2 separate regions of the Homo sapiens genome follow, and region 1 is linked to region 2. Evidence: read pairs that join two places in POLR2A ChIA-PET (ENCODE). Cell type or tissue: OCI-LY7. All regions are shown on one strand. Each heading gives the region's core, and the rest is flanking DNA. Links, peaks and the distances in the headings are about the cores only. Region 1 holds the start of LINC01672 (long intergenic non-protein coding RNA 1672). Region 2 overlaps RERE (arginine-glutamic acid dipeptide repeats).

The links. Peaks named below come from ENCODE experiments on the same cell type or tissue, not always from the same donor. Only the 100,000 strongest peaks of a DNase experiment are listed, where the experiment ranks them.
Region 1: POLR2A ChIA-PET joins it to region 2 with 6 read pairs; 1 of 35 experiments calls an interaction of 5 or more read pairs at or near these places.

Annotation. Positions count from the first base shown.
Region 1 is chr1:6,710,888-6,726,014 of GRCh38, forward strand. It overlaps LINC01672 (long intergenic non-protein coding RNA 1672), which reads left to right and starts at 13,858. Exons shown (of 2, transcript NR_104620.1): 1 at 13,858-13,963. RefSeq lists an enhancer at 3,402-4,223. In OCI-LY7, for the core only: a CTCF peak has its summit at 9,279 (motif pointing right); a DNase peak (open chromatin) is centred at 9,304.
Region 2 is chr1:8,510,850-8,525,976 of GRCh38, forward strand. The region is part of intron 7 of RERE (arginine-glutamic acid dipeptide repeats); the gene reads right to left. It overlaps LOC124900452 (small nucleolar RNA SNORA77), which reads right to left and starts at 1,070; the gene lies at 946-1,070. RefSeq lists a silencer at 14,401-14,695 and an enhancer at 14,512-14,561. In OCI-LY7, for the core only: no CTCF peak of the experiment used is centred there; DNase peaks (open chromatin) are centred at 4,279, 6,182 and 7,208; H3K4me3 peaks cover 3,440 bases; H3K27ac peaks cover 4,958 bases.

The DNA of each region.
Region 1 (15,127 bases), core at 6,366-11,365, 1.8 Mb before region 2:
TTGATTCTGATTTAAGGTGCAATAAAATGCATATATTTAAAGTGAACAATTTTATGAGTTTTGACACATGTACACCCATGAATCCATTAATATAATTAAAATAATGGACATTTCCAGCACACTCAAAAGTTTCCTCATGCTCCCTTATAATCTATTCCTCCCTTCACCCCCATGTCCAGGCAACCACTGGTCTACTATCTATTATTATAGACTAGTTGCATTTTCTAGAATTTTATATATGGAATCATATGGCTTGCTCCAATCCTGTATCTTCTCTATACCATCATTGTAGGATAACCCTTTTTCTCTCTCCAGTATTGGCATCCCTGTTTCCTGAATGCTCTGTTTCCTATTCTTTTGTCTGTTTTATTCCATTGTTTTGATCAACCAAGTCTTCTCACAATTTTTTGAGAACTTGGATATTTTTATTCCACCTGTATATTTGATAGTTTGATAGGTAGATTGTGTGGCTGGGTATAAAAGTCTAGATTGCAAAAATGTTTCCACAGACTTTTGAAGACATTATTATACCACCTTCAATTTCCCAGTATTGTTAGCACTAAGACTGATTCTGTCCTAGGCTTTGTAACTGTAATTTTCTTTCTTTGGAAGCATTGCTTTCATTCTTGGTGTTCTGAAATTCCATGTGATGTACTTTGGATGGGCGTTTTCTTGTTGTTGTTGTTGTTGTTGTTTTTGAGGCAGAGTCTCTCTCTGTCACCCAGGCTGGAGTGCAGTGGTGCGATCTTGGCTCACTGTAACCTCTACCTCCTGATTCAAGCGATTCTCCTGCATCAGCCTCCCGAGTAGCTGGGATTACAGGCGTCTGCCACCATGCCAGCCTAATTTTTGTAGTTTTAGTAGAGACGGGGTTTCACCACATTGGCCAGGCTGGTGTTGAACTCCTTACCTCTGGTGATCTGCCTGCCTTGGCCTCCCAAATTGCTGGGATTACAGGTGTGAGCCACTGCGCCCAGCCATGTTTTGGTCTTTTTTTGCGGGGCGGACTTCCCTCAGAGCTCTAGTAGTCTTTGGCTGTCTATTCATCGCAGCTCCATGTGCATGTTTGAAGCTATTCTTCTGGTGAGTGTCATGAAGAGTCATTAGGTCAGGTCCCCAGATGTTAGATCTGTAGATTTTCTTCCCCCTTGGGTGGATCAGTTTTATTTATTTATTATTATTATTTTTTGAGATGGAGTCTCGCTCTGTCACCCAGGCTGGAGTGCAGTGGCGCAATCTCGGCTCACTGCAAGCTCTGCCTCCCGAGTTCACGCCATTCTCCTGCCTCAGCCTCCCAGTAGCTGGGACCACAGGCGCCCACCACCATGCCCGGCTAATTTTTCATATTTTTAGTAGAGGCAGGGTTTCACCGTGTTAGCAAGGATGGTCTCGAGCTCCTGACCTCATGATCCACCCGCCTTGATCTCCCAAAGTGCTGGGATTACAGGCGTGAGCCACCGCGCCCGGCCGATGGATCAGTTTTCCCAGAGAGTTTTCCTCCTTTCTCCTGCCTGGGGAAGGTAAAAGCCCTGCAGGGGAAGGATCTGGGAATAGCATCTCAGTACCCAAATGTTCACAAAATTCCCTTTTTTGGAACAATATCTGGTGTCTAGCTATGTTTTGATATTGAGGCTCCAAAGTCTTCCTTTGGAGTTAATAAACTTCCCTTAGTGGTGGAGGTGGTGTAGTTGCATGGCTGCGTGGGCTGGGAAAGGAGATCTGGGGTTCTTATCTATTCTTTTTAAAGACTATCATCAACACTGCTGCTCAGCCTCCGATTCCTGACCACTCCTGGGTCCCGCAGCACAAACCAGCTTACTTTCCAGGTGGCACGGGCCCCTCCATTTTACATCTTCCAAAATTTCATTGATGTCTTTTGTCTGATATCATCTTCTCTTCCATTCCTTTTGTCCATAAGCATTTATAAATGTTTCTTTTTTTTAAAATTTTACTGAGATTTCTGGAGGGAACAAATGTAAGCTCTGGCATGAGTTTTCATCAGGAATAATGAAAGTCCCTTTGTACAACATAATATTATGCCACTTGTCCATTTGTACAACTTATATTTCATTTCCAAATTTCCTTCATTTAGAAATTTATTGGCCGGGCGCGGTAGCTCATGCCTGTATTCCCAGCACTCTGGGAGGCCGAGGCGGGCGGATCACTAGGTCAGGAGATCGAGACCATCCTGGCTAAAATGGTGAAACCCTGTCTCTACTAAAAATACAAAAAAATTAGCCGGGCGTGGTGGCGGGCGCCTGTAGTCCCAGCTACTCGGGAGGCTGAGGCAGGAGAATGGCGTGAACCCGGGAGGAGGAGCTTGCAGTGAGCTGAGATTGTGCCACTGCACTCCAGCCTGGGCAACAGAGCGAGACTCCGTCTCAAAAAAAAAAAAAGAAATTTATTTCTGGACCGGGCGTGGTGGCTCACACCTGTAATCCCAGCACTTTGGAAGGCTAAGGTGGTGGATCACCTGAGGTCAGGAGTTTGTGACCAGCCTGGCCAACATGGCGAAACCCCATCTCTACTAAAAATACAAAAATTACCCAGGCATGTTGGCGGGCGCCTGTAATCCCAGCTACTTGGGAGGCTGAGGCAGGAGAATTCCTTGAACCTGGGAGGCAGAGGCTGCAGTGAGCTGAGATTGTGCCACTGTACTCCAGCCAGAGACAAAGTGAGAACTTGTCTCAAAAAAACAAAAACAAAAACAAACAAAAAACTAAATTTAATTTCTCATTAGTCTGTAAACACCTTGAGAAAAGTGGTTGAAATATTTCTATTTCCAGCAGCATTGTGTGCCTAGCATACAATCAGTTCTTCGCGCATGTACCTGAAGGAATGTATTTAATGTACATAGTTCCCCCTCATCCACAGTTTCACCCTCTCAGGTTTCGGTTACCCATGATCAACTGCAGTTTGAAAACATTAAATGAGCCAAGCATGGTGGCTCATGCCTGTAATTCCAGCACTTTGGAAGGTTGAGGTAAGTGGATCCCTTGAGTCCAAGAGTTCAAGAGTGGCCTGGGTAACATGGCAAAACCTCGTCTCTGCAAAAAATACGAAAATTAGCCGGGTGTGGTGGCATGCGCTTGTCATCTCAGCTGCTTGGGGGGCTTAGGTGGGAGGATGGCTTATGCCCAGGAGATGGAGGCTGCAGTGAGCTCTGATGGTACCACTGCCCTCCAGCCTGGGCAATGGAGTGAGACCTCGTCTTAAAGAAAAGAAAAGAAATATATATTAAATGTGAAATTCTAGAAATAATCCATGAGTCTTTTGTTTTGTTTTGTTTTGAGACGGAGTCTTGCTGTGTCGCCCAGGCTGGAGTGTAGTGGCACGATCTCAGCTCACTGCAAGCTCCGCCTCCCGGGTTCACACCATTCTCCTGCCTCAGCCTCCTGAGTAGCTGGGACTACAGATGCCTGCCACCATGCCTGGCTAATTTTTTGTATTTTTAGTAGAGACGGGGTTTCACCATGTTAGCCAGGATGGTCGCAATCTCCTGACCTTGTGATCCGCCCACCTCGGCCTCCCAAAGTGCTGGGATTACAGGCGTGAGCCACCGCGCCCGGCCGAAATAATCCATGAGTTTTTTTTTTTAATTTAATTTAATTTTATTATTATTATTATTATTTTTTTTTTATTGATCATTCTTGGGTGTTTCTCGCAGAAGGGGATTTGGCAGGGTCACAGGACAATAGTGGAGGGAAGGTCAGCAGATAAACAAGTGAACAAAGGTCTCTGGTTTTCCTAGGCAGAGGACCCTGCGGCCTTCCGCAGTGTTTGTGTCCCTGGGTACTTGAGATTAGGGAGTGGTGATGACTCTTAAGGAGCATGCTGCCTTCAAGCATCTGTTTAACAAAGCACATCTTGCACCACCCTTAATCCATTCAACCCTGAGTGGATACAGCACATGTTTCAGAGAGCACAGGGTTGGGGGTAAGGTCACCGATCAACAGGATCCCAAGGCAGAAGAATTTTTCTCAGTACAGAACAAAATGAAAAGTCTCCCACGTCTACCTCTTTCTACACAGACACGGCAACCATCCGATTTCTCAATCTTTTCCCCACCTTTCCCCTCTTTCTATTCTACAAAACCGCCATTGTCATCATGGCCTGTTCTCAATGAGCTGTTGGGTACACCTCCCAGACGGGGTGGTGGCCGGGCAGAGGGCTCCTCACTTCCCAGTAGGCGCGGCCGGGCAGAGGCGCCCCTCACCTCCCGACGGGGCGGCTGGCCGGACGGGGGCTGACCCCCCCCACCTCCCTCCTGGACGGGGTGGCTGGCCGGGCAGAGGGGCTCCTCACTTCCCAGTAGGGGCGGCCGGGCAGAGGCGCCCCTCACCTCCCGGACAGGGCAGCTGGCCGGGCGGGGGGCTGACCCCCCCACCTCCCTCCCTCCCAGACAGGGCGGTTGGCCGGGCGAGGGGCTGACCCCCCCACCTCCCTCCCGGACGGGGCGGCTGGCCGGGTGGGGGGCTGACCCCCTCACCTCCCTCCCGGACGGAGCGGCTGGCCGGGCAGAGGGGCTCCTCAGTTCCCAGTAGGGGCGGCCGGGCAGAGGCGCCCCTCACCTGCCGGACGGGGCGGCTGGCCGGGCGGGGGGCTGACCCCCCCCACCTCCCTCCTGGACGAGGTGGCTGCCAGGCGGAGACGCTCCTCACTTCTCAGACGGGGCGGCTGCCGGGCGGAGGGACTCCTCACTTCTCAGACGGGGCATCCGGGCAGAGATGCTCCTCACATCCCGGACGGGGCGGCAGGGCAGAGGTGCTCCCCACATCTCAGACGATGGGCGGCCGGGCAGAGACGCTCCTCACTTCCCAGATGTGATGGCGGCCGGGAAGAGGCGCTCCTCACTTCCTAGATGGGATGGCCGCCGGGCAGAGACGCTCCTCACTTTCCAGACTGGGCAGCCAGGCAGAGGGGCTCCTCACATCCCAGACAATGGGCGGCCAGGCGGAGACGCTCCTCACTTCCCAGACGGGGTGGGGGCCGGGCAGAGGCTGCAATCTCGGCACTTTGGGAGGCCAAGGCAGGCTGCTGGGAGGTGGAGGTTGTAGCGGGCCGAGATCACGCCACTGCACTCCAGCCTGGGCACCATTGAGCATTGAGTGAACGAGACTCCGTCTGCAATCCTGGCACCTCGGGAGGCCGAGGCTGGCGGATCACTCGCGGTTAGGAGCTGGAGACCAGCCCGGCCAACACAGCGAATCCCCGTCACCACCAAAAAAATACGAAAACCAGTCAGGCGTGGCGGCGCGTGCCTGCAATCACAGGCACTCCGCAAGCTGAGGCAGGAGAATCAGGCAGGGAGGTTGCAGTGAGCCGAGATGGCAGCAGTACCATCCAGCTTCGGCTCAGCATCAGAGGGAGACCGTGGAAAGAGAGGGAGAGGGAGACCGTGGGGAGAGGGAGAGGGAGAGGGAGACCGTGGGGAGAGGGAGAGGGGATAATCCATGAGTTTTAAGCTGTGCACCATTCTGGGCAGCGTGATGAGATCTCTCGCTGTAAGCTTGATCCCGTCTGCAACGTGAATCCTCCCTTTGTCCAGCGCATCCAGGCTCTACCTGCTGGTTAGTCACTTAGCCATCTTGGTTGTCAGAGCTACTGTCATGGTATCACCGTGTTTGTGTTCAAGAAACCCTTGTAGTACTTAACATTGGCCCCAACTTGCAAGAGTAGTGATGCTGGCACATTGTTATAATTGTCCTATTTATTATTACTTATTGTTAATTGCTTACTGTGCCTAATATATAAATTAAACTTTATCATAGGCATGTAGTCTGTAGGAAAAAACAATATACATAGGGATGGGTACTATCTGAGGCTTCAGGCATCCGCTGGGGATCTTGGAACATATCCCCTGTGAATAAGAGGGGACTACTGTATGCTAAAACGGGGAGGAGAGAAAGAGCTGGAAACAAAAAAATGATGGAAGTGGAGAAGCCAGGAGATGTTTTCATTCACTGATAGGCAGAGGAACAGAGTTCAGATTTGAGTACCAAGGACCCCCCAGGAGCAGAACATTGCCAAGGAAAGCCCTAAGTCCCTCTTCCTGAACTGGGGTAGATCAGCCTTCTCCTCAGCATCGCTGATCTCGGGAAGCACATGGCTCTGCCATTTGGTAAGCTTCGTGTCTTAGTCCGTTTGGGCTGCCATAACCAAAGACTATAGATTGGGTGGCTTCAACAACAGACATTTATTCCTCACAGTTCTGGAGGCTGGACAACTCCAAGACCATGGCGCTGGCAGATGTGGTGTCTGGTGAGGGCTGGCTTTTTGGTTTACGTCTGTCTTCTGTTTCCTCATATGGCAGAAGGGCTGAGGTACCTCTCCAGGGCCCCTTTTATTTATTTATTTTTTAATTTTTATTTTTAGTGACTGGGTCTTGCTCTGTCACCCAGGCTGGAGTGCAGTGGCATGATCATAGCTAACTGCAGCCTCCAAATCCTGGGCTCAAGCAATCCTCCCACCTCAGCCTCTCAAGTAGCTGGGACTACAGGCGTGCACTACCATGCCCAGATAATTTTAAAAAATATTTTGTGGCTGGGCGTGGTGGCTCACGCCTGTAATCCCAGCACTTTGGGAGGCCGAGGTGGGCGGAATACATGAGGTCAGGAGTTCGAGACCAGCCTGGCCAACATAGTGAAACCTCGCCTCTACTAAAAATATGAAAATTAGCCGGCCATGGTGGCGGGCACCTGTAATCCCAGCTACTCAGGAAGCTTGAGCCCAGGAATTTGAGACCAGCCTGAGTAACATAGTGAGACCCCATCTCTACAAAAAATGTTTAAAAATTAGCCGGGTGTGGTGGCACATGCCTGTAGTCCCAGCTACTTGGGAGGCTGAGGTGAGACGATCGCTTGAGTCCTGGAGGTTGAGGCTACAGTGGGCTGTGGTGGCACCATTGCACTCCAGCCTGGGTGACAAAACAAGACTCTGTCTCAAAAAAAAAAAAACAAACAAACAAAAAACCTTCTGGGTTTTTGTTGGTCGGTTTGTGTTTTGTTTTGTTTCAATTTGTTTTTCTGTGAGTATTTTATCTTATGAAAATATTGAGAGTCCTTGGGGTGGAAAATGGAGGTGTTCTTGTCTAATGGGTATAGGGTTTCAGTTTTGCAAGATGAGAGTTCTGGATATTGATTTCACAACAATGTGAATGTACTTAGTGTTACTGAACTGTACACTTAAAAATGGTTAAGATGGTAAGTTTTATGTGTATTATGATTAAAAAATATATATATATATGGAGCCTTGACCCCTTGACTTTGGGTGGCTTTTTAATCCAGATACTTTGCTTCTATTTTTATTGTCATCTGGAAAGCCAAGCTGTAAGCAGAAATGCTACTGGTTAGTAAGAGATAGAAAGTTCTGGAACTCAGCAGAGTCACCATTGCTTAGTGCCATACCTGTTCACAGTGCTCACAGCTGGCATTACTAAATGAGTTTTCAACTTTAGAGAAGCACAGCTTTGATTGTATACAGTGGCTGGCCAAGGACTCAGGTCTTCAGTGTTAAAGCTGAAGACGCTTCTCGTGAGGCCGGGAGAGGGTTCCCAATCTCAGCACTATTGACATTTTGGGCTGGATAAGTCCTTGTTGTAGGAACTGATCTATGCATTGAAGGCTATTTAGCAGCATGCCTGGCTTCTACTCATCAGATTCTAGCAGCACCAGTCCCCGGGTGTGGCAGCCAAAAAATGTCTCCAGACATTGCCAAAACCCCCTGGGCACACAAAATTGCCCCTGGTTGAGGACCACAGGTGATGAAGCTGTCGGTCTCAATACACACTTCTCTTCTCCAACACTGGCTTTTCCTACTGCGCCACTGTGAGCAAAGATTTCTAGCTTCTAGAATAAAATGAATTGAAAGAGAAAAATATTTAAGCTAACATTTAAAGCAAGCTTGTCCAACCCGTGGCCCGTGGGTTGCATGCAGCCCAGGACGATTTTGAATGTGGTCCAACACAAATTTGTAAACTTTCTTAAAACATTATGAGATGTCTTTGCTTTTTTTTTGACGGAATCTCACTCTGTTGCCCAGGCTGGAGTGCAGTGGCATGATCTTGGCTCACTGCAATCTCTGCCTCCTGGGTTCAAGTGATGCTCCTGCCTTAGCCTCCTGAATAGCTGGGACTACAGGCATGTGCCACCACGCCCGGCTAATTTTTGTATTTTTAGTAGAGATGGGGTTTCACCATCTTGGCCAGGCTGGTCTTGAACTCCTGACCTCAGGTAATCTGCCTGCCTCGGCCTCCCAAAGTGCTGGGATTACAGCTGTAAATTACGGTGCCTGGCCTTTTTTTTTTTTTTGCTGAAGCACATCAGCTATTGTTAGTGTTTAGTATATTTTATGTGTGGCCCAAGACAATCCTAACAATGTGGCCCAGGGAAGCCAAAAGACGGGACACCCCTGATTTAAAGAATGCTTACAATGTGCCAGATACTGCACTGTGCTACCTGATTAATGATCTCATTTAATCTTTTCAACAATTATCTGATGTAATTATAGACAGCCTCATTTTACAGTTGAGGAAACTGGGGTTTAGAGAAGTTGAATAACAGTGCGAAGTGGCTTATGCCTGTAATCCCAGCACTTTCGGAGGCTGAGATGGACAGATCGCTCAAGCCCAGGAGTTTGAGACAAGTCTGGGAAACATGGCAAAACCCCGTCTCTACAAAAAATACAAACTTAGCCAGGCGTGGTGGTGCTTGTGTGTAGTCTCAGCTACTTGGGAGGCTGAGATGGGAGGATCCCTTGAGCTCAGGAGGCGGAGGTTGCAGTAAGCTGAGATCGCCCCACTGCACTCCAGCCTAGGAAGCAGAGTTCAGACCGTGTCTCAAAAAAAAAAAAAAAAAAAAAAAAAAAAGAGGTTGAGTACTCGTTCCAGCTCACGGAGCTAGTAAATAGAAAGACCAGGATTCAGACTCAGGTTTGTATCTTTCAATGACTGTTTTTATGTTTCCTTGGTTTATTTATGTTTTCTCTTTGAGATTAACTTATATGATGATGTTTCAGAGGACTTTTAGCCATAGGTGTGATAACACCAGCTTGATTTTAGAATTCCCTGGGATATGCGGCGTGTAGATGTTATCTGTGACCCATGAAGGTAGAGAATGTTTTATCGGCCACTCAACAGCTCTGACTCTTAAGATAAAGTCTCTATGAGTTAGGAGGTAAGTACATTACTGCCTACATCACTGCCCCTCTGGGAAAAATGTCGGTTAAGGGGCCACAGCACTGGTCCCCTTCCCAGTTGTAATAATGCTTGCATGTCCCTTAACCAGCAGAGGGCAGACTTGTGGTCCCAATGAACAGAAGCGTACAAAGAGACTGCACTTGAAGGTTTAGAATAGGAAGGGGGATGTTTCAGGAAAATGGCGCCCCCATCACCTGCTTGTGCAGAAGCAGGGCTGTTTTGTGGACAATGTGTTTGATTCTCTGGTTCTTTTCTCTTTTTCTTTTCATTTTTTTTTTTTTTTTTTTTTGAGACAGAATTTTGCTTTTGTTGCCCAAGCTAGAGTGCAATGGCGCAATCTTGGCTCACTGCAACCTCCGCCTCCCGGGTTCAAGCAATTCTCCAGCCTCAGCCTCCCTAGTCGCTGGGATTACAGGCGTGCACCACCGCGTCTGGCTAATTTTTTTTTGAGACAGAGTCTCACACTGTCATCCGGGCTGGAGTGCAATGGCGTGATCTTGGCTCGCTGCAACCTCTGCCTCCCGGGTTCAAGCGATTCTTCTGCCTCAGCCTCTCGAGTAGCTGGGATCACAGGTGCCCGCCACCACGCCTGGCTAATTTTATGTATTTTCAGTAGAGACGGGGTTTCACTATGTTGGCCAGGCTGGTCTTGAACTCCTGACCTTGTGATCCACCTGCTTCAGCCTCCCAAAGTACTGGGATTACAGGCGTGAGCCACCGTGCCCGGCCCTGGCTATGTTTTTTGTATTTTTTTTTTTAAAGTAGAAACAGGGTTTCACCATGTTAGCCAGGCTGGTCTTGAACTCCTGACCTCAGGTGATCTGTCCGCCTCAGCCTCCCAAAGTGCTGGGATTACAGGCATGAGCCACCACGCCTGGCCTCTCTGGTTCTTTTCAAAAGTGCACGACCTCCTTCCAGAAGGCTCACAATAAGTGGGCATACCACCTTAGTTCTGTTTTCCCAGTCCTGGTTTATCTTTTTGTATTTTTTTATTTTGAGACAGTGTCTCTGTCACTCTGTCAGGCTGGAGTGCAATGGTGTGATCTTGGCTCACTGTAGCCTCCACCTCCTGGGCTCAAGCAATCCTCCCATCTCAGCCTCCTGAGTAGCTGGGACTACAGGCACATGCCTCCACGCCTGGCTAATTTTTGCATTTTGTGTGGAGACAAGGTCTTGCTATGTTGGCCAGGCTGGTCTCAAACTCCTAGGCTCAAGCCATCCGCCTGCCTTGGCCACCCAAATTGCTGGGATTACAGGCATGGGCCACCACGCCCGGGCCTAGTCTTGGTTTTTCATTGTGAAGATGATCCTGGGCCTGAAAGTATTCCAGGAGCAAAGCCTGTTTCTGCCATGCGGGACACCATCAAGGAGAGGGTTTTCCTCTGCACCCTCCTTTTTGGTAGGTTCTCAGGGGTTCAGTGCCATGACTGCGAAGTCAGACCATGTGTTCAGGCCCCAGCATGCTACAGGAGGCCCCAGCACGCTACTGGAAGCAGGATGCTGGATCTAGAAGGTGATGGATGTATTAACATGAGGAAAGTCACTCACGTTTTTACCTCATGTAAAAGGAAATTACCAAGAGAATCTGCAGCCAAAATCCTGTCCAGACTGAAACTCTGATGAACTTACCCAAATCTTCCCTTTCCCAGGCTTTCCTGCATGACAGTTCCAGGAAGATTCAACAAAAGCCACGGCTTCTCTGAGTTTGTTGTTTCCTGGAGAAACAAGCTTTCACCTGCCACCTGGCCCTCTGTAGCTGCTTATAAATACAGATGTGGGTGGCAGAGTCATGCCAATCATGATAAGCTGTTCATACAGAGGCTTTTCACTCACTGTCCGTGTTACCAACAGTATCTTAGTAGAGTCAAGAGTTTTGTTTTTAAATTTTTTAATTTTTAAATAAAGATGAGGTCTCACTAGGTTGCTGCAGCTGGTCTTGAACTCCTGGCCTTAAGTGATCCTCTCCCACCTCGGGCCTCCCATGTTACTGGGATTACAGGTGTGAGCCACCACACCCAGCCTCAAGCATTTTCTTTCTTTTTTAAAATTTATTTTTATTATTTATTTATTTATTTTTTGAGACGGAGTCTCGCTCTGTGGCCCAGGCTGGAGTGCAGTGGCACGATCTTGGCTCACTGCAACCTCTGCCTCCTGGGTTCAAGCAATTCTCCTGCCTCAGTCTCCTGTGTAGCTGGGATTACAGGCACACACCACAACACCCAGATAATTTTTGTATTTTTAATAGAGATGGGGTTTTGTCATGTTGGCCAGGCTGGTTTCGAACTCCTGACCTCAGGTGATCCACCTGCCTTGGCCTCCCGAAGTGCTGGGATTACAGGCTTGAGCCACAGTGCCCGGCCTCTTTTTTTTTTTTAATTATAGAGACGGGTTCTCACCATGTTGTCCAGGCTGACCTCGAACTTCTGAGCTCAAGTAATCCACCTGCCTCAGCCTCTATAAATGCTGGGACTTATAGGCATGAGCCATTGTGCCTGGCCTCCTTCAAGCATTTTCAAAATTTCTTCTGAATAGGAGTGGTGGAGGGCTGTGTTGGAGCATTTCTCTTCTACCTCGTCTGTCCTCCTCACTCTCAGGTATGTCTGATTATATTGAAAGTTTAAGGTTGTTGCTAAGCCTAGTATGGTGGTCATTGGGGAGAATCCCAAGAACGTCACAGGTGCTGTTTCTTCAATGAAGGCAGAGGGGAGTTCTCACTCCAAGCAATGAGCTTACTCTAGAAACAGCCTATCTGTTGGATTCCTGCATTTCATATGAGGTTTGAGTAACTAGTTCCTTGCAAACAATATGAAAAGACAAAAGTTTCAAGGTTTAGAATCACCATGGCAACGCCCCAGATTCCCTGCCGTGCCCAGGTCTTGGAGTGGTAGGAACTGCTCATGCAATTTTTCCGAAATTGGCCAAAGCTTCAAGACCTACGGGGTTTCCCATTTGGTGCTCAGAATGTGAATTTTTTTTTTTTTTTTTTTTTTTTTGAGACAGAATCTTGCTCTGTCGCCCAGGCTGGAGTGCAGTGGCACGATCTTGGCTCACTGCAACCTCCGCCTCCTGGGTTCAAGCAATTCTCCTGCCTCAGCCTCCTGAGTAGCTGGGATTACAGGCGTGTGCCACCACGCCCGGCTAATTTTTTTTGTATTTTTAGTAGAGACAGGGTTTCACCGTGTTAGCCAGGAAGGTCTCCTGACCTCGTGATCTGCCACCTCAGCCTCCCAAAATGGAATGTGAATTTTTATAGTTGCCACGGCAAAGTCTCCTGTTATATGGGTATAGTGGGTTGAATCGTGGCTCCCAAAAGTGATGTCCAAGTCCTAACCCCCAGAACATGAGAAAGGGACCGTATTTCGAGAATGGGTCTTTGCAGATGTAATGAAGGATCTTGATATCATTCTGGATTGAGGATGGACTCTAGCTCCACTGACAGGTGTCCTTATGAGAAAAAGGTAGAGGCAGATTTGAGACACAGACACAGGGGAGACGGCCATGAGAAGACAGAGGCAGAGATTGGAGTGAAGCAACCACAGGCCAACAAGTCACCGATACCAGAAGAAGCAAGGAAGGAGTCTGTCCTACAGTCTTCAAAGGGAGCGTGGATCTACTGACACCCAGATTTTGGACTTCTGACCTCCAGAGCGGTAAGAAAATAAATTTCTATTGTTTTAGGCTACCAAGTTTATTACAGCAGGCTCAGGAAACTAATACTCTAGGTGACGTCTGCTCCTCCACCCCATGCCTCTGCATGCTTGGGTTACAACAGAGAGTGCTTTCCCCTTGGTTGAACAACACTTTTTTTCTTGAGAAAAGAAAACATAAGGGTAAAGCAGTTTTTGGAAGGGTTACTCAGCCAGCTAGATCGTCAGAATCAACTCTGGTAGGAGTGGGCCACAAACATCCATCCTAGGGCATCCGGAGAGAGTCATTCTCCCTAACAATAGCTCTGGGCATGGCTCTGTATTCGTCTGTTCTTGCATTGCTATAAAGAACTACCTGAGACTGGGTCATTTATAAAGAAAAGAGGTTAAATTGGCTCACGGTTCCACAGGCTGTACAGGAAGCATGGTTGGGAGGCCTCAGGAAACTTACAATCATGGCGGAAGGTGGAGGGCAAGCAGACACGTCCCACGTGACTGGAGCAGGAGGAAAAGAGAGCGAAGGGGGAGGTGCTGCACACTTTCAAACAACCAGATCTCACGAGAACTCACTCACTATCACGAGAACAGCAAGGGGGAAGTTTGCCCCCATGATCCAATCACCTCCCGCCAGGCCCATCTTCCAACATTGGGGATTATAATTTGACATGAGATTCGGGCAGGGCCACAAATCCAAACCGTATCAGGCTCCACATTTTGTTTCTTTGTTTTTTTTTTTCCCTGTCCTTCCCTCTACCTGAAGCTCATTTGAAAGCAAGTTTCCATTGCTGCTATTCCTTCCTTACTTTGGTCAGAATCCTCTTTTTGTGGTATCATAAATGGTTTCCATGGAAACAAAAGGTTAGGATAGAACAGTGCCAATGTGCATGTAAACTTCAGAATTAAACAAGGGCTGTTGTTTTTGCCTGTCATGGAGTTCCGTTCATTCTGAACATGTCACCGGGGACTTTGGAATGTGTATCCATAACTCCCTGATTTTCAACCACATTCCAGCCTGCCTGACTCATGAAGCGTGGAGCGACCCAGGAACATCCCAGCTCCTCATGTCCCACATTCTTCAGGCTTTCTCTTAGTTTTGGCATGTGCATGTAAATGTCAACAGGTGAGGTGAGATTTGCTGTAAAGAAGCAGATGGTCCCACAGGGTAGGCTGTGGGAGAGATGGAAGTTCTAGCAGGAGATATCACAGCCAAAGACTAGCAATCTAGGCTTATCATTTGTTTAGTGCGTCAGAACCAGTGAGTCGAGGAGGAAAGGAGACCCAAGGCTATGTGGTTGCCCTCACGACTGGGAGTTTACATTTGCTTCCTGCCAGAACCAAGGACATAGCGACCGATGTGCACAGACTTCTCCAAGGTTGTTTAGTCATTGGCAAAAACAGGCCTTCACCCATCCTTGAACTGGGTCCAAGTAACTGAGATGTGCCTGTAGTGGAGGAGCGCAGGTGGAGGTTCTGAGTCCCTGAAGCTCTGCATCTTTACTTTACAAGAGATGCTGCCTGGGAGTTCTTACTTCAGAGTAAGAGGGGTGGCCATGTTATCACCCAGACTAGAACACTTTCCAGAGTGAGAAGAGCCGCTATTAATTATAGGGCAATGGCTAGAATCTGGTCTGTCCCTGGAGAAGAGGGACATCTGACAACCCTATCTTTATTTTATTTTTTTAGATGGAGTCTCGCTCTGTCACGCAGGCTGGAGCACAGTGGTGTGATCTTGGCTCACTGCAACCTCTGTCTCCTGGGTTGAACTGATTCTCCCGCCTCAGCCTCTCAAGTAGCTGGGACTACAGGCGCCCGCCACCAGGCCTGGCTAATATTTGTATTTTTGTAGAGATGGGGGTTTCACCATGTTAGCCAGGCTGGTCTCGAACTCCTGACCTCAGGTGATCTACCCGCCTCGGCCCCTCAAAGTGCTGGGATTACAGGCGTGAGCCATCACGCCCAGCTGGCTATAACCCTATCTTTAGGCCAACTTGTACCCGGCTCCACTATGGAACTCAGTGTCGAAGTGCCCGGGCTTCCTGCCCTGGTTCTGGAGATGGGTGGTGGCAATGGCTGCACAACAGTGTGAAGGTAGTAATGGCCACAGAACTGTGCCCTTCACAGTGGCTAAAAGAGCACATTTTATGTTATGTCTGTTGCACCCCAATGAAAACAAATAGCAAACGTTCTGATATTCCCTCCAAACCAGCTGCTTCTGCTGACTCCTCGTCTCAATTAATCGCGGCTCTGTCTTCCGTTTGCTGAAGCCGAAGACCTCCCCGCTCTC
Region 2 (15,127 bases), core at 3,378-8,377:
GTTGGATATCATTTCCATATCATGGCTACACTGTTAAGTCCTTGATAATTCCAGAAAAAACATTCCTGCTTGATTTTTATTTTATTTTGGAGATGAGGTCTTGCTATGTTGCCCGGTCTGTTCTCAAAACCCTGGGCTCAAAGGGACCCCCACCTCAGCCTCCCAAAGCGCTGGAATTACAGACATGAGCCACCGCACTCACCGCCCAACCCCATTTTTATTTTAATAAGCCAATTTATCATCATATTTAGCTTAAAAAAACCCAATGTACCATGGTAATGAAACAAACTCCCAAATACCCTGTTGACTAGAACTACTTATATCTCACGTATTTCCATAAAAATAGGATGCAGATAATTATTATTAAACTAATAATACAAATGAGACAAAAAAATGTATTGGGCCATCTTAAGAGACTTGAAAATTGTTTAAGTTTATAACAGGGAAGAGTACTAATAAGTAGGCTATAACATGAAAACCAAGATAAAATAAGGAAACTTCTTAAAAGCTTATTTAAAAATCCCTCTTTGCAACAAAAGTATTTTTAAATTGTATGTAACTTTTAAATATCAGGGTTCTATAGCAAGAAATACAACAAAGTTCTTTTTGAGCAGGTAGGATCTGAGGTGCAGACAATGGCATTAGCCTACTATATGCAAGAGTTACAGAATATAGAATAAATGGCAAAAGTACTTTTTAGGTCCAAGATATAAAGAGGTAGATAGCAACACACCACCTTAGACAAAGCTTGATGCAGCTGACAGAAAAACTGTCAGAATATGAGCTGAAGGTGAAAGACAAGAAGTACACATGGTGGGGAAGTGCCAGCATCCAGCTGTATCTGGATCCACCGAGCAATCAGAATCCTCCTTACTGAACTAAGTATCCCTCCCCTGCTGCCGCACTGCTCTCCTCTCTTTTTTCTTTTTCTTTTTTTTTTTTTTATCCTGTATCCCCAGACAGCTGCATCACCCTTGATAGGTCAGGCAGCCACAACACCCCAGAATGTTTCCCTGGCACATGGAAAAAGCACCCCCATGAGGCTGCAGCCAGGTGCAAAGTGAGTCTGTGAACTGCTCCCTTCTTGAATGCACCTTTGTGGTTCACACCTCACTCATTAATGATATTTAAACATGACAGTATCAACAGCTTGTAGGAAACACTCTTTTTTTTTTTTTTTTTTTTTTTTTTTTTTGAGACGGAGTCTCGCTCTGTCGCCCAGGCCGGACTGCAGACTGCAGTGGCGCAATCTCGGCTCACTGCAAGCTCCGCTTCCCGGGTTCACGCCATTCTCCTGCCTCAGCCTCCCGAGTAGCTGGGACTACAGGCGCCCGCCACCGCGCCCGGCTAATTTTTTGTATTTTTAGTAGAGACGGGGTTTCACCTTGTTAGCCAGGATGGTCTCGATCTCCTGACCTCATGATCCACCCGCCTCGGCCTCCCAAAGTGCTGGGATTACAGGCGTGAGCCACCGCGCCCGGCCAGGAAACACTCTTAATCATCAATTGCAATCTTGATGCAATGACTACATTTTGTCTTTTACTTAACATTTCTCAAACTTTTAGGTCTCTGTACCCTTTTACACTCTTAATAATTACTGGAGTGTGTCTTGGTGGTCCCAGAATCTGTCTCTTGTTTCAACAATGTCTGAACAGCACATATCCTGGGACTCCATCTGTTCCAGCCTCCAACTGCCCTCCAATCTCCCCTCCATTTGCAACCTCCAGCACCCTTCTTCTCGGCCATATCCTGCTTCTGGGACCAGCCACCACTGTTTTTGTGGTTAGCTCCTCAACCCCGCAAGCTCTGGGAGGCATGAGTGACTTCTTCCACGAATCGGCCAAGAAGATTCAGGGCACTGAGTGTCTCTTGAAGATGTGTGTGTGGCAGCGGCACCCATTTCCAGGATGTGGAGAAGCCATCTCAAAATGAGTGGGGGTAAAAACCCTGGGTTCCATGGAAGCCACCATGGCTCTGGGGAAGAACCTGAACCAGATCCTCGATCTTTAGGCCCTGGGTTCTGCCTGCACAGACCCCCATCTTCTGTGACTTCCGGAGAGCCACTTCCTAGATGAGGAGGTGAAACTCAACAACAAGATCGGCGACTACCAGACCAACCTCCCCAGGCTGGGCTGGGTAAATGTTTCTTCCAAAAGACTCACCCTCAAGCACCACGAGGAGCCTACAGAGCCCAGCAAACTTTTAGGAGCCCCTCTCAAAGTTCAGGGCTACTGCCTAAGCAGCGCCTCCAGCCACTACCCTGGACCCCTCTCCCAAGCCGTGGACAAAACAGAAATAAAGCTTATTACAAAAAATAAAAATAAAAATTACTGAACATCCCAAGAAATCTAAATTTTTGAAAACTTTCAAAATATTGATTTAAAAATAGCAATAAGCCCATTACATAACAATATACATATTCTTATAAAAAGTAATTGCATTTAAGCAGAAACCTTTAGTAAAAAGTGAGGCATTATTTTATGTTTTTGCAAATCTCATTAATATTTGACTTAATAGAAAAGACAGCTAGATTCTCCTATCTACTTTTGAATTCAATCTGCTGCAATATATTGTTGTGGTTAAATTATATGAAGATAATACAGCCTAACACAGTGATGTAACTAGAAAAGGGAAGAATATAGCCTTTTTGATACTACACCAAAAACTCAACAAGTTCCCGGCACTCTGGGGGGCCGAGGTGGGAGGATCACTTGAGGTCAAGAGTTCGAGACTAGCCTGGCCAACATAGTGAAACCCTGTCTCGACTAAAAATACAAAAAATTAGCCGGGTGTGGTGTTGCATGCTTGCAATCCCAGATACTCAGGAGCCTGAGGCAGCAGAATTGCTTGAACCTGGGAGGCAGAGGTTGCAGTGAGCCAACATCGTGCCATTGTACTCCAGCCTGGGCAACAAGAGCGAAACTCTGTCTCAAAAACAAAACAAAACAAAACAAAAACTCAACAAGTAATCATTTCTTAAAGATGTGTACACAAGGTGAGTCTAAAAGCCTATCAATAGTCTTTTGACTGTGCTACTCTGAAATCCATTGGTCTGTCTTGCCTTTGAATGAATGGATCTTCTACTCAGATGTGATTTTGTAATGTCATGCATTGGTTTTATAGAGAATGTCAGTTTACTCAGTTCTGCAGATCTTTCAAATATCAACCAGTTCTTTATACAGCATTTTTTAAAAATCATATTAATATCACCTATCTCATAAGAAATGCCTTTCAGTGTAGAGAAGCTGTCAGGCTCAGAGTGGTGAGTACAAGCTTTTCGAAATTCTAATTTTTACTTGAAAGTTCAAATCTTAGCCTTGTCAAATAGTATCAGTGTTTTCCTTGAAATAACAAGCTCACTTAATTCATCTTCAAGAAAGTTTCTGCCAAATGCCCACGTCTGAATGACCACAGTTTGTCTGTCAGTTGTTCTTTCAAAGAGTAACTGATATTCCATGAAAAAAGTGGCTAGCTTCGCTTCTAACTCAAATGTCTCGACGGAACCAAGGCTTCTCCTCAAGACAATCACTGTCTTTTGGTATAGGGCAGAAGACTTTTAAGTCGGGAAGCCAAGTCTTGGGATTAAAAAATACTAATAGGCTGGGCGAGGTGGCTCACGCCTGTAATCACAGCATTTTGGGAGGCCGAGGCAGGTGGATCACCTGAGGTCAGGAGTTCGAAACCAGCCTAGTCAACATGGTGAAACCCCATCCCTACTAAAAACACAAAATTAGCCATACCGGGTGGTGTGTGCCTGAATCCTAGCTACTCGGGAGGCTCAGGCAGGAGAACTGCTTGAACCCGGGAGGCAGAGGTTACAGTGAGCTGAGGTCACACCATTGCACTCCAGCCTGGGCAAAAAAAGAATGAAACTCCGCCTCAAAAAAAAAGAAAGAAAAGAAAAGAAAGAAAAGACAAGACAAGAAAAGAAAAGAGAAATAATAATAATAATAATGAGGTCCACAAGCTATGCTCTGAGAAGCACTGATTATGGCACATTCTGAACTTCAGCAAGTGCTGGAGGCTAAAATTCATCTAGAAGACTCCAGCTTTCTTCTTTGATGAATAACAACAGTAGCTAACATTTCAGCACTTACTATCTGTCCTAGGTGCTCTACAGTATTATCTCATTTCTAGGTATTAAGGCATTTAATTCATGTTTTGATATTAACAGACATGTTAGTATTGCTATTCACAGAAATTCAGGTGTCTTTCTATCCTGTGTTCAAAGCAACACAGCACTACACGTGGTGGTGCACACCTGGAATCCCAGCACTCTGGGACGCTGAGGCAAGAGGACAGCTTGAGCTCAGGAGTTTGAGACCAGCCTGGGCAACAGGCTTTATAAAAAATGTTTTTTTAATTAGCTGGTCACGGTGGCACGCACCTATAATCCCACCTACTCAGGAGGCTGAGCCAGGAGAATCACTTGAGCTCTGGAGTTTGAGGCTGCAGTGAGCTATGATCACACCACTGCACTCCAGCCTGGGCAAAACAGAGCTAGACTGTCTTTAAAAAAACAAACAGGCCGGGCGTGGTGGCTCACCTGAGGCAGGCAGGTCACCTGACGTCAGGAGTTCAAGACCAGCCTGGACAACATGGTGAAACCCCACACTACTAAAAATACAAAACTTAGCCGGGCGTGGTGGCAGGCGCCTGTAGTCCCAGCTACTCAGGAGGCTGAGGCAGGAGAATTGCTTGAGTCTGGGAGGCAGCGGTTGCAGTGAGCCAAGATCATGCTACTACACCCCAGCCTGAGTGACAGAGCAAGACTGTCTCAAAAAACAAACAAACAACAACAACAACAACAACAAAACATAGCTACTAAAGAGGTTTCTGCTTGGATGTACAATGCTGCTGAATTAACAAAGTAGGTCTAGTCAAAGCCAGGGTGGTCATCAACTTCGGAAGAAAAATCCAGACCAAAGGCAGTATGAATCCTAGCCAAGACATATAAAGGATACTACTGTATGAATTAAGAAACCAAAGATGCAAGTAATATCCAGAATAATGCAACATACACACACATCTATCTTTATCCTCATCTTAAGAGTTTTCACATACGTTATCTTAAATCTAGGTGTAGGCCGGGTGCGGTGGCTCGTGCCTGTAATCCCAGCACTTTGGGAGGCTGAGGTGGGCAGGTTACCCGAGGTCAGGAGTTCCAAAACAGCCTGGCCAATATGGAGAAGCCCCACCCCTAAAAATACAAAATTAGCCAAGCGTGGTAGTGGGTGCAGTAGTGGGCACCTATAATCCCGGCTACTTAAGATGCTGAGGCAGAAAAATTGCTCAAACCCAGGAGATGGAGGCTGCAGAGAGCCGAGATCCCGCCAGTGTACTCCAGCCTGGGGGACGGAGCAAGACTCTCTCAGAGGAAAAAAAAAAAAAAAAAAAAAATCTAGGTGTATTATAGTTACATAACAAACACAAGCAAAATAATAATACTAGCTATCAATTACTAAGTGCTTTCTATGCTGGGCACATATTATTTCATTATTCCACGACAACTCTATGAGGCAGTATCTCCATAGGTAATAATAATAACAATACTAATTTTAACATTAATAAAGCAACTAATATATCCATTGAACATTTACTATGTACCAGGCATTGCAAGGTAAGCAATTTCCATTTATTTTCTTATCTAATCTTACAGGCGACCCTGTAAGATAGGTGCTATTGTAGTAAGTGTACAGGTCAGGTCACTGAAGCCAAGAGACGTTACGCAGTTGCCCAAGATTAAACAGCAAATAAGTGGAGAAATCAGGAATCCTACTCAAGGTCAGCTGACTCCAAAGTCAGAGCTCTCAATCACACTCCCATATGGCAGAATGATTAAGTTACTGAACCAAAATCACACAATTAATTACAAACAGAATGATGAGAATCCATATCCCTTTCCCTATTTTGGTTCTATGTTTATTTCAAACACCCAAGCAAGACAAAATGATCAAAAGAATTTTTTTAAGTTTGAAAGTCATGATGAAAGAGAAAAACCTATCAAAGTTAGAGGCCAATGTATATAATACTCTTGAAATGACAAAATTACAGAAATGGAGACACATTCGTGATTGCCAGGTGTTAGAGATGGTGGGGAGAGGGAGGGAGGCGGAGGGTGCGACCACAAAGGGAGAGCTTTGTAGTGATGGATAGCTCTGTCTCTTCATTGTTGTGGTGGTTACACAAAGCTATCCATGTGATAAAATGGCACAGAACTACACGCACACAATCTACTAATGCCAGTTTCCTGGTTTTGGTATCGTATTACAGTTACAAAAGATGAGACCACTCTGTGGTATCTTTGCAACTTCCTGTGAATCCAAAAAATTTAAAGTTTTAAAAAAGTCAAATGAAGGGGGGGATATACTACAGGCAGATGGGAAATCAGAAAGAACACCAGACATGAGAAAAGCTGATTAAAGGACAAACAGATCAACCTCAAATTACACTGTACACAGCTGAACCAGTAACTGAAGAAAGAGGGCCACAGCTTATTAGCAATGAGATTCAAGAAATTAACTCCAAGTGACATATTTATTTTTTCCTTATGTTTACTAAGGATTTCTGCTGTGGATTCATCATCTTGGAGACATCTTTATACTGTGAATCATATTACAAAAACCGAATTAAGAAGTGTCACTATCATCCCCAGCAAAAGAAGGAATTTCTCTGTGTAGCTAATGTAAATAATATGTTTTTCAAAACAACTTAAGTTCAGCCTACATTATTCTACAAATCTTTGTTTTAGAATATGAAAAAAATAGTTCCAGAAGCCAAATTACAACAATAATGGTAAGTTGTTGTTTTTATTCCTGAAGTATTAAAAAAACAGAAAGTCATTGTATATGAAATCTGATACAAAAAAACCCCAGTGTAACAAAGCAGTATCCATAGCAACTACAACTTAATATTTCAGTCCTCTTCAACTGCAGTGGATTAAATAAAATGACAAGATGTTCCCTTTGAAAAGTAACCTGTTACCATGGAAACGTTTTATTCTAAGAAGTAAACAGGGAATGGACAGAAAGGAGCAGGGAGCCTGTAAATGAATATCAAAAAGGGAGAAGCATCTTTGCAGAGGAGATGGAGGTGGCGATGGCAGGCAAAGGGAGGGTCTGTGAGAAGAGCATGCCTGCTAGATGCAGGATCCCAGCCCAACCCAGAGGCTTGGCCCAGAACATGATGCGGCCACTTCTTCACCCTGAAGAAAGGGGAAGGGGCAGGAAGGCAATGTTCTGTGAACATTCACCAAAGACGCCCAAAGATCTCTATGTGATCACGGTGACTGCTTAAGATAGGCACTTGATTCTACAAGGGAAGATGAGGGAGGAGGATAGAGATATGGGAAGAACACATGAACAGAAGGCACCACCATGAAGCAACTAAGGGCAAGAGCTGACCCCCTCATTCAGCCCCTCCCCAAGCCTTGGGTCCTAACAGTCGTGTAGCCTGTGGCCCATTCCCAAGGTGCTGGGACAGAAAAGGCTCAAGTCAGACCCTTGTTCTGTGGCTGGCGTCATGTATGAATGAGATCACTGAGAAATCTCTCTCCCTGTCCTTCAGATGGTAAATATCACACAGCAGACATTCTTATCTTTTCCACAGGGTATTAAGTTGAGCAGGAAGACTGACATGGCATCAACAGAATGAAGATCTTAGAAACGCTACTTAGTACACATTTAGAAAATGACCACAGAAGAAGTCTGTGGGTCCAGAACAAAATACACTACATTTTAAGAAAACCAAAAGGCAATTTATCAGAATCACTTTTTTAGATGGATTGTGAGGTAGGAGTGAAAGCGAGGATTAAGAAGGAAGACTAGTGCAATATGCTGGGTTTCTCAATTTTCCCCAGCATGAACACATACTTCAAAGCTGCCCTGAACAAGTCTGAAATTTCTTTTTAAAATCTAACATAGTATCTTAAAAAGCCATGCGAATGTTGTATTCTATCCCATCATATATTCCCATTCATTTTTAGAGAAAAATTTCCATAAATCTGAATAAAATCATTGTGCTGGCCGACTCTGGGCACACTTTCTGTGGGTTAGCCCTGCTCCTTAAGAAACAGCAATAAATAAATAAACAAATAAACAAACAAACATTAAAAGAAACATCATTGTACTTCCTATTAGGATCTCCCATGACACTGTCACACCCACACCTGAGTCTAGATGTTCAAAAGCAGGGAAAGAGCATGGTCTTCAGAATTAAATGAACCTGAATTAAAATTTTAGTATCAGGCCAGGCATGGTGGCTGGCTCATGTGTGTAATCCCAGCACTTTGGGTGGCCAAGGTGGGTGGGTCCCTTGTGCCCAGGAGTTCAGGACCAGCCTAGGCAACATAGCAAGACCTAGTCTCTGCAAACAAACAAACAAACAAAAAACCCAACCAACCAACCAAACAACAAAAACAACAAAAATTAAAAATTAGCCAGGCATGGTAAAATGCACCTGCAGTCCCAGCTAGTTGGGAGGCTGACACAAGAGGATCACTTGAGCCCAGGAGTTTTGAGGTTGCAGTGAGCTATGATCACACCACTGCACTCCAGCCTGGGCAACAGAGCAAGACCCTGTCGCTAATAAAATTTTAAAAATAAGTTTCAGTACCCAGGTTTTGTTTGCTCTGTGATTTTGAGGACACAATTAAATCTAATTCCTTAGTTTCCTCATCTATGATATGAAGTTGATAATGTTATTATGCAAGGTTGCTATAAAAATAAAAGATGATTTATGGAAAGAACTAGACATAGTACCTATTGCTTAGGGGTCATTAATATTATTAAACTCTATATACTGGCAATAAGTGAGAATGGAAGCTAATCCTGCTATTATGAGTTCCCGAAGTACCACTTACCTCTCCTTCCACCCATATCACAGTCAGGATTTTATATTTATTTTTTGTAGTTATTTCTTTGAATGGCTGTCTTGCCCTCTAGACTGGAAGTACATGCGGGTAAGAACTAAAACTGGTTTTGGTCACCATAATGCAGAACTCACTGGCTCTTACTAGATACATTTTTAATAAATAAATGACTCCAATATTCTAACTCAACTACTGCTTAGCCACAGACAGCAAGCAAGGGCTCTGCTGCAAAGCTTAGCTAGTGAAGTCCCCGTGACAGAAAGCCAGCCCTCCAAGCAAAATTAACTTAAACGTAGGTTTGATTAAACTGCCTAACAGGAACAAAATTCATTATTCAATCAAAAATAAAACTAAAAACAAATACAAATGAAAAAACAAAGAGATTTAGTCAACTTAAAGTTACCACTTCCATATTCACACACAAATAAATACAAAGGCCAACACAAGAACTTGTCCAAAATCCAAAATCATAAAATTCTAAATTTTCTCTGTGGAAAGTTCCTGAGAGGCCATTGATCCAATCTTCTAGCTTAATAGAAGAAATCAAGGCCTGAGGAAAGAAAAGTGCTCTTTTAAGGGGTCACACTGAGTTAATTACTGAAGAAGACTCCAGGCCACACCGGCAGCTCTCCCACAGGGTCCTCCTAAATATAATTCAGGGTCCAGAACTAGAAATTTGGCATTGCCTGAAGAATAATAAGAATTTCCATGCTGGTAAGATGCAGTAAATATGGCCTCCACACACAATAATGTATGAGTAATGTCAGGAAAAAAACTGGTCAAAAAAATTTAACAGGTGAGAAAGATCCAGTTTCAAAGTGCTATAGTGACTTTGCTCCGTTGTCTAAATTTCTTATCTGCCTTCTCTCTCTTCTCCATTATGTGGTAACCTACCGTGTATCTGGCAACGTCATAAAACAACATTCCACCACAGGCTCCTAGGGAACTTTACTGTAATGGCCTGTGGCAAAGTTTAGGGGCTGCGGCCTAACAAAGCTGCCTGCACACACATGGAGATTCAGCCAAAAAACTTTTTAAAAAAAAAAAAAAAAAAAAAACCACTATGACCGAAACCCACTTACAAAGCAGCAGTCACTGTAGATTAAGCTGCTCTCCTGACCCAAGATGGTGCTAGCTTTCTGCATATTGAAATCAAACTGTATAACAAAGCTGAATGAAGCACCCCCAGAAAAAAAAAGGGACTTTGGACCAAGCAAGCATGTCTACAACACGTCTAAAGGTTTCTTTGTCCCCTCAGGGAAATGTTATAAAAAAACATGACAATTGCCTTATTCCTCCTCGCTGCAGTGGTATGAATATAGAAGGAAGAGAACACAAACAGGCAATAACTAACACACACACATGCACCTAGTGTGTGTAAGTGAGAAAGTGGCAGGAAATGTTTAATGCTGAACACACCCAATATTATAAATTATGGAAGTAGAGCTTCTTTTTTTCAAAAAAAAAAAAAAAAAGAACTCCAAGATGTATAAAGAAAAACATAAACACTCAAAGAGAGTAAGAAGAAAGTGGATCAGTAAATAGTTATTAAACATACTGGTGGTTAATAATTAGTGTAATTCCTAAAACAATCCCTAGCATTGTCTTAGTTGAACAGGCTATTAAAAATAAAAAGATGTTGGCCAGGCACAGTGGCTCATGCCTATAATCCTACTATTTTGGGAGGCCAAGACAGGAAGATAGTTTGAGGCCAGGAGTTCGAGACCAACCCAGGCAACAAAGTGAGACCTGCATGCCTATTTTTTTTAATTAAAAATTTAAAAATATATGTTGTTGTTGAGATAATCATATCTACATGAGCTTGAGACTGTACATTTGACCTGCGAATTAATAACAATAATGTACTAAGCAACTATGTGCCAAGCACTTCCAAGTTGTTTTCATCTAATCTTTACAAAAACTGTAAGAAATATTTATTTCCAGATTACCCATGAGAAAAATGAAGCTCAGAGGAGGGAAGGAACCTGTCGAATGTCACCGCTTGCCCAATTGTCACTTATTAGGTGGAATCTGAACCACACTACCTGGCTCCAAATCTAGCCTTTCCTCTTACCACAGATGATGCATTCATTTATTCAACATATTCATACCAAAGACCCATTTGCCAGGTACTCTACTAGAAATGGAGACCGTAAGAATAGACTTGGCCCCTGCCCCAAAAGCTTGATGTCCAATAGGGAAAAAAATCAAATAATCACAAATAAATGTGTAGCTCAAAGAAGTTTGATAGAAATAATCTCTAATTTTCCCAGTTGAATTAAGTGTTTTACCTTAGACTCAAAGTATCATAGAGTATACAATATGAGATCAGTTATCTTTCAGAATTGTTTTAAAAGTACATTCAAGCATGAGTCTCATTAGACCAAAAAGAAAAATAAATCAGACTCATGCTTTATCACCCACAGTTGCAGGAATACAGGCATGCCCCTATCAGAAACTGCTCAGAAGAGATGATAACTAATTATCTGTGCTTATTTAGGAGAAGATTTGTGAATGTACACACCATCTAAAATATTCCTTTAGCTATTATTTTCTACCTTCTCTCTCATCCTGTCAGACATTTATGTTACAGTCTTAGAATACACGGTTTTCTGGTGGAAGACAACTCGGTTGAGTAACAAACAAAAAGTACCTGGCAAATGCGTCTTTGGTATGAATATGTTGAATAAATGAATACACAAAGTAAAATGGAAAAGAAAACAAATTCAGAAGGAAAAGAATCAGGAAAAAAGAACAACTAGAGAATCACAGACATCTGGTCTTAGATATATTAGAGTCTTCTAATTCATAAATTAACACAGTAGCCACGAGTCAAGGAAGAAGTGAAAAGAAGATTAAGAATGAAGTGTCAGCCGGGCAGGGCGGCTCACACCTATAATCCCAGCACTTTGGGAGGCTGAGGCAGGCAGATCACCCAAGGTCAGGAGTTTGAGACCAGCCTGGCCAATATGGTGAAACCCCGTCTCTACTAAAAAATACAAAAATTAGCCAGGCATGGTGGCAGATGCTTGCAATCCTAGCTACTCAGGAGGCTGAGGCAGGCAAATCGCTTGAACCCAGGAGGCGGAGGTTGCAGTGAGCTGAGATCACACCATCATACTCCAGCCTGGGCAACAAGAGCGAGACTCCGTCTCAAAAAAAAAAAAAGAATGAAGTGTCAGGCCAGGCACGCTGGCCTGTAATCCTGGCACTTTGGGAGGCCAAGGCAGCATGGATTGCTTGAGGCCAGAAGTTTAAGACCAACCTGGGCAACAAGGTGAAATCCCTTCTCTACAGAAAATACAAAAAATTAGCCAGGTGTGGTGGCGCCCACCTGTAGTCCCAGCTATGTGGGAGGCTGAGGCAGGAGAATCACCTTAGCCTAGGGAGGTCCCCAGGGAGGTCAAGGCTGCAGTGAGCTGAGATCACACCACTGCACTCCATCCAGCCTGGGTGACAGCGTGAGAACCTATCTCAAAAAGAAAAAGAAAAAAAAGTGACATGTCAATTAAACACAATCAAGTTCATTCTAGCTTTCAACCAAAGACAGACTGCAAAACTTATGTTGACAGAGGAACGCTTTAAATGTGAGGCTCCCTCAGATTCGAATTCGAGATTCTATTACAATGATAAGAACAACTAATAAGATATTAACTTTGTGAACTTCTCTATTTTTTGAAACATCTACTTGCTACATTCCCAACATTTCCTGATATTCTCAAGTGCAACAGAAGCAGAACCATAAGCCAAAATGAAACAAACTAGCATCTTTTCCATGTTCAAGCTACACAGACCAAAGACTTCATCAACCACCAGAGTAACTTCCCATGTGCTGTTCCCTCACCTCCTCCACCAGACAAGCACAGAAGCCCTGAAGCAAGCCTTTAGCATTCCAAAAAATATTTTTCCCAGACAGGATAATATAGAAGAAATACATACCACACTCATTAGAGTTACTTTATTGGATTTGAAACATAGACAAATTCGACTCTTAACAACAGAATATCCACAGATCACAGTCAGCAACCACAAGTCTTCACCATCAAATAGATGGCGGCATCCAAGCTCCATAAATACAGATTTGTACTAGGCCCACACAGGCCAGCCACACCAGTGGCAGGAACCTGATCCAGAGCTGATTCGGCTGTGAGCACAGCTTCCTGTTCACATTTTTATTTGTTAACTGTAAAGAAAGTTTCAGAAGAGGTAAAGATCTAGAACAGAAAGGCAATATTCTCCTGACTCAAACAATGAGTTTGTTCCTTGAGCATGAAATGTGAGTCCTGCCCAGATCCCACAAGTGCATGACAGAAAGTGGTGCAGTGTCCAGTTCCTCTCGTCTATTGAAGGGATACTTTTATTAAAAGAAGCAGGAAGGAAGAGCAATGGTGCTTTTAAACAGAGTAAAATAAGGCGAGTTCCAGAAGCAACATTATATGGTATGGGGTACCTCCCCAAAACTCCCCAGTGCAATGCCCAAATAAATATGGTCACAATGGGAAGAAAGCCCTCACATGGGTAAAAAAATTGATCACAAAAATAATAAACGCACACCCTAAATTATCCTTCTACAATTCATCTCCTTAGTTGCAATCCCAAAATTGAATCTGTAAGAATACAGATTATACTTCAGTAATATTTTCAGTGACTAGAATTCACCAACATTAGCCTTCCTAAAAACTTTCCACTAAAATCAAGGGCCTCCCTGGAAAGAGTTGACCATGCAACACTCCAAATTCACACTACACCACTAAGAGCTTACACAAGGAATTTCTCCTTGTATCAATGCATAGTAAATTTCTTCTCCTTCCTATGAGGGTTTTTCAGTTGCACATTCTTCTATATTGTATGCTTTCTTCCATCCTCACAAATGCACAAAATTTAGGTGGCATTCAAATTTTTTCTAACCTTTATCAGAAGAAAAAGGAGTGGAAACAAAAAGGAGCAAACAGTATAATTCAAAAACTTCATTTAATATCTACTTGGGTAAGAATTCAATTTGTCCTAAATCTTATTCTGACTGGCTCCCTAAATAAACCACAGTGAAAGCCATCTGTCTGAACCTGCTCTGCAACAGGACACCCCAAAAGCACAACTTCCCCTGGGTAGAAGAAACTAGTGTCTGGCTATCAAGCAGTGGGTACGAAATGAGGCCTTGTCAATGACTGCCTTCTCAGCACCAACTACTCTTTTTACTCCATTTAAGAGAATAGAATTCCAAGTCACATGACAACATACACATATGCAAAAAATGCTATCCGATTCTAAAACAGATACAAAAATAAACAAAATACCTAAACTTCAATTTCTAACACAAAAGTCAATGCATACTTTTTTTAATTGCCAAAGAATTTTCCATAAGCTCTAAAAGGAAGATGAGTCTGCTTCCTTTTGAAGGCAAGAGACTAAGTAAAAACTGATGTGACATAACCTTTCATTTTTAAAAAAATCAATTTTAAGGTGTTATTGTTGCAATCATAATTCACAACTGTTCCCTGAATATGTCAGACTTCAGAAAAAGATCACAAAAATTATAATTTGCTCTGGCAAACAGGCTCTCAATCAAAACAAGGTTCCACCCACCTTCAAAGCAACCAATAGAAGCCCACCTACCATCCTTCCTAAAACATCCAAACAGAGCTGCTCTGCGGCCCAGGCATTCCATACTAGCCACAAGGCAAGGGGGCGGCCTGCAGGCTTGCTCTGCAGGTCTTGAAGGCAAACAAGCTTGGCAACACACACCCAGCACGACTGAGGTTAAGATTATACTACGAGCCGAAGAGGTAAGGGGAAGAGGACAGGGACAGAGGGACCCGCAAAGCTTCACATTCTATATCTGCTGAATGCCTCTCCGGTAGTCCCCATTCTTAGTTCTGATTTTACGCTTCACAATACCACCTACATGGCCAGCTAGGGCTGAATTAAAGGCTCTCAGGAACATGCACTATGAATGATGAAATGATTCATAAACACCTTCAGAAGTGAGAAAGAGCAGCAAAACCCATCACTGTTTCGGTGAGGCCAGGGGAAGATAGCCTACCTGCAGGGGCTGAATGGATCATCCATGACTAACACGGGCTCTGGTGAGTCTAGCTGGATTCCTGAACCTTTACTTTCTGCTAAAACTCTGCCCTTTTCTACACTAACAACTCAAAATGGAGGCACATGCAGTCTCAGAGACCTCATAGAGCTTTCACTGAGCTTGTGCTATGACCTAAGCCTTCACGCAGAACGCAGAAACTTCCCCTCACTCTGACA